Regions from separate parts of the Mus musculus genome. Here regions 2 and 3 are each linked to region 1. The links are chromatin loops, found by intact Hi-C in ENCODE. Cell type or tissue: left cerebral cortex. All regions are shown on one strand.

What was found. A loop is a pair of places that touch in the nucleus more often than their neighbours do. Peaks named below come from ENCODE experiments on the same cell type or tissue, not always from the same donor. Only the 100,000 strongest peaks of a DNase experiment are listed, where the experiment ranks them.
Region 2: it touches region 1 in a loop (2.8-fold over the local background); 6 of 42 quality-filtered maps call a loop at or near these places.
Region 3: it touches region 1 in a loop (3-fold over the local background); 14 of 42 quality-filtered maps call a loop at or near these places.

The regions. Positions count from the first base shown.
Region 1 is chr2:105,672,379-105,676,378 of GRCm38, forward strand. Pax6 (paired box 6) reads left to right here and starts at 3,366. Exons shown (of 12, transcript NM_001310144.1): 1 at 3,366-3,594. RefSeq lists an enhancer at 1-155, a promoter at 2,846-3,427 and a cis regulatory region at 2,846-2,980. In left cerebral cortex, no CTCF peak of the experiment used is centred here; DNase peaks (open chromatin) are centred at 2,365, 3,045 and 3,940; H3K4me3 peaks cover 1,871 bases; H3K27ac peaks cover 983 bases.
Region 2 is chr2:106,001,475-106,005,474 of GRCm38, forward strand. It overlaps Dnajc24 (DnaJ heat shock protein family (Hsp40) member C24), which reads right to left and starts at 2,075. Exons shown (of 5, transcript NM_026992.3): 1 at 1,620-2,075; 2 at 455-601. The coding sequence starts at 562. In left cerebral cortex, a CTCF peak has its summit at 1,746; a DNase peak (open chromatin) is centred at 1,815; H3K4me3 peaks cover 1,644 bases; H3K27ac peaks cover 827 bases.
Region 3 is chr2:105,902,990-105,906,989 of GRCm38, forward strand. It overlaps Elp4 (elongator acetyltransferase complex subunit 4), which reads right to left and starts at 1,575. Exons shown (of 10, transcript NM_023876.4): 1 at 1,280-1,575. The coding sequence starts at 1,499. Immp1l (IMP1 inner mitochondrial membrane peptidase-like (S. cerevisiae)) reads left to right here and starts at 1,649. Exons shown (of 7, transcript NM_028260.2): 1 at 1,649-1,741. In left cerebral cortex, no CTCF peak of the experiment used is centred here; DNase peaks (open chromatin) are centred at 1,591 and 2,078; H3K4me3 peaks cover 1,832 bases; H3K27ac peaks cover 942 bases.

The sequences.
Region 1 (4,000 bases):
AGAGAACTGGGCACTTCTTTGCCTCGCCAGGGGCCGCTCTCGGGACAGAGACTAAATGCGGTGGGTACAGGCTACCAGGGACTGTTGGGAGTGATTCTGAAGGGGCCTCCTACTTTCGCATCCATGATGGTTAGAGAGGTTCTGAACACCGTCGGGCAAACCTCGATGCCCCCAGCGCCACTCTACACCACGAGCTTTCAGTTACCCGGCCAGAGGAAAACCCGTCCTCGCACGGGTCAGAGGGTAGAACGGAGGAAAGAGTAGCAGAGTAGTAGTGAAAGGCAGCGGGGGTCGGGGGGGGGGCGCCTAAAATGCAGCTTCGCCAGCCTTTCTATTCTAACACTAACACTGGAGGACAAGCGAAATGGGCCTCCGACGGGTTGAAAGCCTCAGTTAAAATGGCGACCCGAGCGTTGTCTCCGTTTTACTAGTGCCTTGCACCTTGGTTTTAGCCTCCCTCCTTCCAGGTCTCTTCCCGACAGCAGGTGCTTGGCAGAAAAGATGATTCACCAAGGACAGGCAGAGAGAGAGAGAGAGAGAGAGAGAGAGAGAGAGAGAGAGAGAGAGAGAGTAGGAAGGGAGGGAGGGAGAGAGAGAGAGGAGAGAGAGAGAGAGAGAGAGAGAGAGAGAGAGAGAGAGAGAGAGATCCTGGCTCTCATCCCTTTCCTTAAACTTTAGAAACTTTGCCTCTTTCTGTTCCTCAGCTCCCCTCCCCAAATATTGACACACTAGAGCAGCCAAGTCCTTTCTGTTTCTTGTTTGTGCAGTTTCCAACAGTCCCACCCGAAGCCCCCATCCCCACCCAATGACGTCAGCGGCATTCATGCCAGGCTCCTAGCTTCTTCTGATTTTTTTGTTAAAACTTTTCTCTGAGGTGAGATGGGGGTTGTGGGTGGGAGAAGGGGCTGATTGAAAGAGCCAGTGCCCTGGGGGGAAATAGCAACAAGATTATGGCTGCCTCTTTCTTAGGCAAAGCTTAAGAGGGTGCTAATCCACTGGGTTGCTAATTGAGAGGTTGTAAAAATGATATTCGCCGCCTCCAATTGGGACAGTCGCTGGGCACCCCCCCCCCTCATCTTGCTTCTTTAATGCTTGCTTGAGATGTAAAAGGGGAGAAAAGGAGAATGCTGACTTCTCTGATCTGGAACTTGGACTTCAGGCAGGACTTCCTGGGAACCTCTGAAAGTCCCGGTCCTACGAAATCTTTCACTGGAGGCCGCCAACTGCAGCAGTGGCACCACCTTCTTAGCCTCTGGCCAGTGTTTCCTTCTAGCTCCGATCCAGTGCCTTAGGTCCTCCAGAGTGAGCCCAGCTAGTCAGCCACCTTTCCCAAGCTGAGGAGATGAGCAGTTTGTGCTAACCCACCTCTGGCTCGGGTTACGGAAGGCCTCTTCTGTCCCCGGAACTCTGCTAAGGCTCCTTGGGTCCTTATTGCTGGGCCCCAGGCAAGGGCTAGACTAGGATGTCCAAATCAGGCTCAGAGGCAGCCTGCAGCGTCCATCTGGCTCCAACTCCCATGGGGATTCATCAGCGCAGCCTGCCAGAGATCAACTGAGTGAGCAGACTACTGCTGGACGCTGACTTTCGGTTCTTTCCCTAAGTCAAAAAAAAAAAAAAAAAAAATCAAAGGCTTCGATGGTGGCTTTCGGCCTCCTTGCCTGATCTTTGCCAACCCCACTTCCCTTTGCTGGGTTCTGAGTGTGTTCCGGATCTCAGGCCTTCTACTTCTCGGCTCCAAGGCCCGCAGGCTGCGAGATAGCTCCGGACAGCTCAGGACAAGGCGGCTGCCTGCTCCCCTGTCACCTAAACTGCAGACTCCAAGGGACGTCTTTGGAGTGTACTGAGGTGTATCCTAATGTCCGGCATTCAACAAATGGACTTCTGGTGTGTGGTCAGGAGGGAAAAGCCATTTACTTACTGTCCTCGCCGTTTTTCTGGCAACAGTTGAAGGGGAATTGCCTCCGTGGACTGAGCTGACCCAAGAGAAGGGAGTCTTGGCGGGGATACATAAGCACCACACACAGATAACCGGTTCCTCACAACGACACACGTTGACACACCAAGAAAGCCGGCGAGGACACACACTTGCAGAATCTCTCCCAGCATTGGTCAAACCCCACCCCCACCCTCAGGCTTCCACTACTTCCCCTCCCCTCTTGTCTTCCCCTCCTTTCGATGGCTTGGAAAAGCAGCCGCACTTAGTCAACAAATGGCACGTGGGAGAAGTTGGAGAGTGTTTGGTGAGGACTCTTCAGAGCTTTTCACAAGAATCCTCTGTACACAAAGTAAGTGGCGTGTTTACTCGAGCCTCTCCAGGCTGGGGCAGTGCGTCCGCTCCGCTGAGCACGGCGGCTTCGGAAAGCAGAAAGAGAAGAAAATGCCAGCGGTGCGGGAGTGGGGTGGGGGGAAAATGGGCAGGCTCGGGAGGCCTGAGCTGGGGTGACCGCCGGGCCTCGCTGAGTTCTCGGCCTGGAGGCCCTCTTCGGGCCTAGGCATAGTTGTGCCACCATCGCCGGAGTGGGGGCTGCTGGGATCCAGGGACACTCCCGCCTCTTTTCTCTTGTTCCTAAAAGTCAGGTGGGCTAGAGAGCCGCCACCGCTGTACTTTGTGTCCTGGGGCCAAGGCCGAGGTGGACAAGGGGTGGGAAGTTAGGGTGAAATGGGGCGGAGCGGCAGGCCACTGTACAAGAAAGGACCTCGTAGAGATGGTGAAACTTGCTACCTCCACGGACTGAGAACCCCTGGCCCAGCTTGGGGTTACGGGGGCAGCATGCTTCCAGCTCAGAGGCCTCCATTAGACTGATCAAGTTCGCGGCCGCAGCGCTGGCCGCCGAAGCGCATGGAGCGGGAGACCTCGGCGAGCGCCAGAGCCTAGGAGCGGGGGGCCCAGCGCCGGAGAGAGAAGCCGGGACCCACCGGCAGAGCCGAAAACAAGTGTATTCATATTCAAACAAACCGACCAATTGCACCAGGCAGGGAGAGGGAGCATCCAATCGGCTGGCGCGAGGCCCCGGCGCTGCTTTGCATAAAGCAATATTTTGTGTGGGAGCGAGCGGTGCATTTGCATGTTGCGGAGTGATTAGTGGGTTTGAAAAGCGAACCGTGGCTCGGCCTCATTTCCCGCTCTGGTTCAGGCGCAGGAGGAAGTGTTTTGCTGGAGGATGATGACAGAGGTCAGGCTTCGCTAATGGGCCAGTGAGGAGCGGTGGAGGCGAGGCCGGGCGCCGGCACACACACATTAACACACTTGAGCCATCACCAATCAGCATAGGTGTGCTGGCTGCAGCCACTTCCCCACACTCTTTATCTCTCACTCTCCAGCCGCTGACAGCCCATTTTATTGTCAATCTCTGTCTTCTTCCCAGGGATCTGAGAATTGCTCTCACACACCAACCCAGCAGCGTCCGTGGAGAAAACTCTCACGAGCAACTCCTTTAAAATACCGTCATTTCAAACCGTTGTGGTCTTTAAGCAACAACAGGGGGGGGGGACCCAAACAACAAAAACCAAAAAAAAAAAAAAAAAAAAAAAAAAAGCCCTCAAAACTCTTGACAGGAGCCTTGACAACGACGAAAGAGAGGATGCCTCTTAAAGGTGAGTCCCGCTTCTTTCTTCTCAATTTCTTTATATTTCAATATCCTGGCAGGTCTCTCCCTCTCTTCTTTCCTCCCCTCTCGCCGGTCCCCTCCCCCACTGCTACGCCGGGAGAGTTGGGCCTGAGAAGTTTCCACGCAGGAGCCCAAACTTTCTACTTCCAGCGAAAGCCCGCGTCGGAGGGCGACGGTCCGCGCGAGCCACAACAGCGCGGATCTTCAGGCAGGCGGCTGGCTCTGCACCAGCGCAAGTGCGGCTGGAGCTCTCGGAGAGCAGCTAGGCTGCAGGGCGCCCCCGCAAACCGCAGCTCTCAGCTTCAGCGCCTCCAAAAGCTCGCGGTCAGCGCAAAGGGACGTAGAGGCTCCTCCGTGCCCCAGGCCGCGGAGAGCAGCCGCCGGCGATGCTT
Region 2 (4,000 bases), 330 kb after region 1:
CTCCTCCATTGGGGGCCCTGTGCTCTATCCAATAGCTGACTGTGAGCATCTACTTATGTGTTTGCTAGGCCCCGGCCTACAATTTTACACATAGAATATTACACATTTCAAGTGCTCACTAGTATGGTCGTGGACAGTGGATTTCAACACTTATTAAGTAAAAACGGTTTTAGAGACCCAACATGGATTATTTCAGTCAAAATTATCTGAGACGAATAGAGAAAAGTAATCCAGGTTCTGAGAGTGAGAGAGTCAGGGGATTCTAACTCAGTCACTACCATGCTATCCCACACCTAGTCAAAATCCTTTTCCTCTACTACAAAAATGTTCAAATGAACAAACAAATATCTAGATTCCTATTGATGGAAATGTTTTGAAGCTTAAATTTCTGGTCGCACTGAAAAACAAAAAAAACTGTTTTCCCCACCATGATTTCAAATCTGAAAAGACTTACCAGTAATATGAGTTTCTGATATTTTTGTTTTAGGTCTGACATATTTGCAGATGGGTCTGCACCCAGAATGCTGTACCAATCCTTTTTGAGTGTCTGCTCCAAAGCCATCAGCGTCCTTTGACCTAGAAGGGAGCCTTCTCTGATGACCTGCAGCAGAAATGTTACAGCAATTCATTACAACCAGAATAAAGAAATATTCCTCCTAGATTCCTTACTACTTGAGTAAATTGCAAGCCCAAGAAAGTCTATATTTCCATTTTAAATGTCCCATAAATGCCATGTACAAGGATACAAGGATATAAAGATACTGAAAACCTATTAAATATTTCATGGAATATGCATATCACCTAAATAAATTTACAATGTTATAAAAAGAAATTGATAATGAGCCTGGGTGATGGATAGGCTTCTAAGAAGCGCTGACACCATTGCATACACTAGCAAGACTTTGCTGAAAGGACCCTGATATAGCTGTCACACAGAAGTGGATGCTCACAGTCAGCTATTGGATGGATCACAGGGCCCCCAATGGAGGAGCTAGAGAAAGTACCCAAGGAGCTAAAGGGGTCTGCAACCCTATAGGTGAAACAACAATATGAACTAATCAGTACCCCCCGAAGCTCTTGTCTCTAGCTGCATATGTATCAGAAGATGGCCTAGTCGGCCATCAGTGGAAAGAGAGGGCCCATTGGTCTTGCAAACTTTGTACAGGGGAACGCTAGAGCCAAGAAGTGGGAGTGGGTGGGTAGGAGAGTGTGTGTGGGGGGGGAGAGGGGTATGGGGAACTTTGGGGATAGCATTGGAAATGTAAATGAAGAAAATACCTAATTAAAATTTTAAAAAGGTATTTCTTATCTAATGGCAAAACTGGCATACAGGTGCTCACTAAACACACAGGAGCTTAATAAGTATGTATGAAACGAACAGATAAAAGGAATGGAATACCAAAGAAATGTTAAGGACATACATAGTTCCTGAATTTCCCTGGTTCGCTTCTTTCTTCTAGAGTAAAAATAAAGACGCACAAAATGACAGCACCGCACGGGCTCGGGGAAAGGGGAGTCCTCTTGCTGGGGCAAAGATCCTCACAGCCCATAAAGACGTTGCTCCCGAAGCTATGCACTCCAGGATGCCACAGTCCTCCAGACTTTAGAAACCAACTCACCCTGAAGCAGCCGCAGCTTGGCGGACACGCGGCGTCCACAGGCAGGCGTCCGCCCCACCGAGGCTGTCCCTGCTGATGCCTTCCCCTGGCTCCACACAGCGTCAGACTTATGGCGCTTCACTTTGGAGCAGGAGTCCACTTGCTGCGGCAGCCGGACGGAAAGCGGAACCCACTTTCTTTTCCGCCGGAAGTTGGAGTACAGCGGGAGTACGTTTCCAGTCGCGCCCTAGTTGTTGGTGCACATTACTGAAAGGCCCCGCCTCCAGTCCAGACGCGGCCGCTATGGTAACGCGTCGGGATTTCTGAGGTTTTGTCAACAGTGAGAGGTACGCAGAGAAATGCCTTTCCTCAATTTGCTCTAATTCTTCCTTTGCCCCGACACCACGATTGTTGCATCCCTCTACATCTCCTAAGGTGCACCTTCATCCTAGGTTCCTCTTACTTTACCTTGAGCAACTCCGGTCCTATTTGTTTATACTGGGGACGGGCAGTTGGTGATAAGGATGAGGATGGCTAACAAATTATGCCTAATAATTTCCGTTAAACCTGAACAACTGACTTAAAATATTTTTTAACTGCAAATCCTTTCCCATTTTCTATCTCTTTGTCGCTTTCGCTTCATCCCAGTGAGACAGCTGCGGAAGATGTTGCTAGAACTATTTTGTAGATGAGGAAACAAATCAAGGACAAAGGCCGGGTATATAATTATCCAGGTGTAGAAACAGCGTTCTTAACAGAATGAACTGTGCTGTTGTGTTCTGTCTCTCTCTCTCTCTCTCTCTCTCTCTCTCTCTCTCTCTCTCCCCCCCCCCCCCCCATTGTATCTGGAGATGAGAATCATCTTAGTTTTGAGACCTTAATATGATCTCCCTTGGCAATACAAAGTAGTTTTGGTGTTGCTACTTTCTTAGATGTACTTTCCCTTTTGTCTTATTTCTTCCAAATATCAATTCAAGAAGCACCAAAGATAAAATTAGGTAGGAAATATTCTAATAGGATAAATTATTTACTGTAATGAGCATTGCATGACGTAAGGAAAAACTGCAGAATGATACAGTTGACTTTAAAATCTAAATATAAAAGCACAGATTGGGTTCTCCAATGGATAGATTTTGTCATGTTTAAAGCAAAGACCATTATACAGTGGCAGGATCTAGCTTCATTCCTGGGCTTAGAAAACTATGTGTGTGAGCCTACCAAAATGCATAGTGAGTATTGTGAATCTCTCCCTGTACAATATTATAAGAAAGCCCCCATATACCTTACCTAGCCCTCAAATAATCCTTCTTGACCCTTGTCTGTATACAGAAATATGTTCAAGAAGTCCAATTTTGAGAACAAAAGTTTTGATATACTATTCCATCAGGTTATTGTGTAATTTATTTTCTTTAGCCAGTTTGTTTGATGTTTTTTCATATGAACTCACAAATGCTTTTCATTCTCATCTCCAAGAATTCTAGCATTGTGCACTAAATGAGATGAACTTTTTGCTTTATCTCCAAGGTGTCCTTGGTCAACCTAAGCTGTCAATATTTAATTGATATCATCCAATAAATACATTCTCTTTAACTTTCTCTGTTTCAAAGATGTCTTATCGGTGGTTTGCTTGGGTATGTATTCAGACACTTGAAACATTGAGTCTGGTGGTTCTGTTTCTGAAAATATATTTGGTAAAACTCACTTCTTCACAAACAACTTATTGCTGTTGTTGTGTTTAGTTCATTGAAAAAAAAAACAGATGGCTTGTCTTATAATCCAAATAATTAACATTTGAATAAACTCCTCAAGATGGCTCTGACATGGATCACTAATCATTAATTTCCATTTTAGAACAACATCATTCAATAGAAATATAGCAAACCCCAAATTCAAGCTCTATGTGAGACTTTGAAAATATTATATTTGACATCCAGAATAGTTTCATTATAAAATGGAATAATGTAAATTAGCACCTCTCAGTCTGGACTACCTATTTTCAGTTTCAATAGCCTCATATCATTAATAGCTACAACATTGAGCAAAGCAGGTTTAGAGAATGAAGTCATAACTCTTTTCCAATTGCATTGATTTTTACTGTCCATGCATTTCTATGTGTGGGTATGCCACAGAATGTGCTAGAGGTCAGAGTACAACTTATGGGCATCAGCTTTCTCCTTCTACCATGTGGGACCTGAGGACTGAACTCAGCTTGTCAGAATTGGTAGCACTTGTTTTACGTTCTGAGTTATATCTGCCTCCTAAAGTCCTAGCATTTTATTCTGGCATTAATTTACCTTCTATAGTAGTTGAATCATTAGACAGTACTTCTTTCAACTTCTATGGCAAGTTGTATAAAATACTCATTTGTAATCTTCCAATTCCGTGATGTATTATTGTCTCTA
Region 3 (4,000 bases), 230 kb after region 1:
CAGCCTGGTCTACAAAGTGAGTTCCAGGACAGCCAGGGCTACATAGAGAAACCCTGTCTCGACCCCCCCCCCCAAAAAAAAAAACCAAACCAAACCAAACAACCAACCAAACAAACAAAAAAAACCCAAAAAATTCCAGAGATGATAAGAACATATTTAAGAAACTCGGGTGGCAGGGGTCCATCCCATAATCAGCCACCAAAACCAGACACTATTGCATATGCCAGCAAGATTTTGCTGAAAGGACCCTAATATAGTTGTCTCCTCTGAGGTTATGCCAGTGCCTGGCAAATACAGAAGTGGATACTCACAGTCATCAATTGGATGGAACACAGGGCCCCCAATGGAGGAGCTAGAGAAAGTACCCAAGGAGCTGAAGGGGTCTGCAACCCTATAGGTGGAACAGCAATATGAACTAATCAGTACCCTGAGAGCTCGTGTCTCTAGCTGCATATGTAGCAGAAGATGGCCTAGTCGGCCATCACTGGAAAGAGAGGCCCATTGGACTTGCAAACTTTATATGCCCCAGTACAGGGGAATGCCAGGGCCATGAAGTGGGAGTGGGTGGGTAGGAGGGCAGGGCGGGGATAAGGGCATAGGGGACTTTTGGGATAGCATTTGAAATGTAAATGAAGAAAATATCTAATAAAAAAAATTAAAAAAAAAAAAAAGAAACTCGGGTGGGGTGTAGAACTATCTGAATACCAAGGACTGTCATTTCTTTGAGTCAACAGGCATCTTTAACATCCACTCTTTAGAACCATACCGCTCTACTATTTAAGATGAGTAGCCAGGCTGTGGGAAAGAGGGCAATACTTTCAACTTTTTCTAAAGGAACCCTTCTTTAAAACTCTAAAAAGTTTTGTGGGTTAGTCCCAGCTTTAAGCTACCCGGGGTTGGAAGGAAGGAGTCCTAAGACACCAGCAGAGGATCCTACAAGCCAATTCCTTTCCATATGTGTTTCTTTTTCAGTAGTAATCATTTTAGGGTAATGGCATGTAGGGAGTCCATGGTCATCTAGAAATGAGGTGCTGAACAGAGAAGAGTAAGGAGTCTGGGTCTTAAGGCGGGCTTAGTGCACACCTCTTGACATCTCCATGCAAGTTTCCTCCCAGTCTTCCTCTGTCAGGGCAGGTCATCCTAACCATGCTTATGAAGAAGAGAGGGAAAAAGGAAATGGGTGCGTGGGGCCGGGCCAAGCACAGGGGTGATGGGCTGCCCAGGAGTCCCTCCCCCAAGTTTCTCCTGGAACGCGCCCACATATTTATTCTGAACCGACCTAAGAGCTGGTCCAGGGCTGGGAGCCCGGTTGACACCAGCAGTTGTCCATTCCGCACCGACGGTCGCGTGCCAGCAATGGACAGCAGCCGAGGGCCCCCTCCGGGGCCCCCAGAGGCCTTGCCCTTCCTCTGGAAACTAGAGGTGCCGCCCTGACCCGCCTCGGACGCCACAGACCGGGAGCTGAGGGTACCCGCGCCGCAAGTGTCTGCCGCCGCCATCTTGAAGCTCCTACGATGACCCAATCGGAACTCTGGGAACTGGAGCGGGGGGCCTGTCAGAGCTAGCCCCAAAGTCCCGCCTACACGCCATTGGCAGCCAATAGAACTGAGATTTCCTTGCAGGTCAACCAATCGCAAGGCCTATTGCTGAAAAGTGCGGTGCGTAAAGCTGGAGGGGTGTACGCGGCCCTGGTCCGTCTGAGTCCTGGCCGAGGAACTTCTGTTGGTGTTTGGGGCCGCAGGTGGGTACCGTCCTTCGGCATTCTTGATTTGCGAGTGCCTACGTTCACGAGTTAAAAGGAAAGGAAAGAGAAGCGATTCGCCCCCAGGGCTTCTAAAGCCACTGCGAGTTGGCGCTCTCCCCTGCTGTTTAGCAGAGAGACGCCTCTTTTTGCCTCTCTCACCTCTTGGGTCTCTAAGGAAAGTTATTCCCCATCCCTACCACCCCCACCACTACCTCTCCTCGAAACCTTGATTTCCCGAATGGTTGAGCTGTCTGGACAGGAGTAACTGTGACTTCAGTGGCTGGTGAGCTCTTGGGCTTAAGGCAGTGAGAACCCAGGGTTAGGTGGGTTGGGTTAAGGTAGACTTTACTTAGAAACTTCCGTTTATGAACTTCGAGACCATTGGGCTTTCTTCCCCCACTCTCACAGACTATACCTTTCTGACAAGTCCCCGTGAGCAGCTTTTCTTAATTTTAATTAGTGTTTCTGGAAATCTCGGAGGGTCTTTCCTAAGCAGTGTGAATGGCAAGTGTTACTCTGACAACCTTGTTCACACATTTAATTGTCACTTCTCCAAAGCAGCTGCAAATAACGGAAACTACTTGAAGTTTCTCTCCCCTAAATCTGAGTGGAATTAGATGTATTTGTACCTTATTTTTCTAGTAATTTGAATCTGAATGGAGAGGGTTCCTACTACACTATGAGTTTTATTTGTGGTAGAAAAAAAACCATGTAATTCAGACCTGATTTTTTTTTTCATATGTGAACTGGAGGAGGAATTGGTTAAGTGATTTCTAGAAGACATCCAAGATAAGCAATGTTTGAACGGAAAAAGAGACCTAAGTCAATACTTGTGTCACTTAATTACTGCTGACAGTGATGGGTGATACATGATATATGGATTGATTGATTGATTCATTCATTCATTCATTCATTTATTTTGAGACAGGATCTCTCTATGTAGCCCTGTTGGTATATAACTCACAGAAGTCTGCCTGCCTTTGCCTGAGACTTACAGGTGAATGCCACCACAACACCTTTACTTACGGTTTTTTCTTTCCATTCCCTCTTTCCCTTCCTCCTTCCCACCCTTTCTTTTTTCCTGCATCATATTTGGGCTTGGGCAGGAGACTATAATCCCAAACAGTTGGAAAAGGAGAATCAGATATTCAGAGTTAGCATCAGCAAAACAAATAATAATTAAAAAAACTTCAAACAAATATAAGAGAATCATATGGGGGGGCAACAAAGTTTGTGGTTTAGCAGCACATCAACCAGAGAGATTTGATAAAGGTTGCTTGTTTTCATTTCAGATATGTCACACTGGTGACAGTAGGTACAGCACATGCCTTTATATTTTTAAGGCACTCAGATAACTGCTAAGCACTTGCTTTCTGCTTAAACCCAGTCTTGTAATTTTTATACAATCTTATAATTTTATTAAAATGGTGGATTCCTTCTCTAATAGCAAATAAAGAATTCCTATCCTAGTTCCCAGTCTTTGTAGTTTAGATGTCAAACTCCTTTTAGGCAGATAATATACTTTGTTTCTTTTGATTATCCTTTATTATTCTCCATAAAAACCCAACACCAGTTAGAGTCACAGTAGGAAATATGACAATTACTGTATATTTGTGTTTGGTCTTAAGTGGATAGCTCTGAGACCAAATAGTAAGTAATTTAGGTTTGGCAGACAATAAAATCTCTTGAATCTTCTCATCTCTTCCATGAGTAAACCATGAGACTGGCATTAATGGTTGAGCACAGCTTTGCTAGAAGCTGAAATTTAATTTCAAATACTTTTTATATGTTACATCATGGTCTTCCTTTTCCTTTGAGCCATTTAAAAGTGCCAGTTATGTGGCACTTCTTTGTGTTGCCCCACAGAAGTAAGTGGCAGCTGGAGGGTTACACAGCTGTCAGCCTGTGTGGTGGACTCTTCTATCTTTCTCTGTTCTATATACTTTATATTCTAAAACCCTTCAAGGTCTTAGTATGGTCATGCTCCTCACTGTCTCCAGTGTTTATTTATATTAGTTTAAAAAATACTATTGTTTGAGAGCAATTTTTGAAGAAATATTACTAAAGTTGTCCTTTTGAAGCAGACTCTGCTGTAGGCATGATCCTGGGGAGAGAAGACCACACAGTCTCTTTTAAGGCTACACCCCACATCCTATTGCCAAAATCTACAAGAACTTCCTAGGACTGCCATGACGAACTGACATAAACTTGGCTGTTTGCAGAAAATGTACTTTTTCAGAACATCAGAGGTACAAA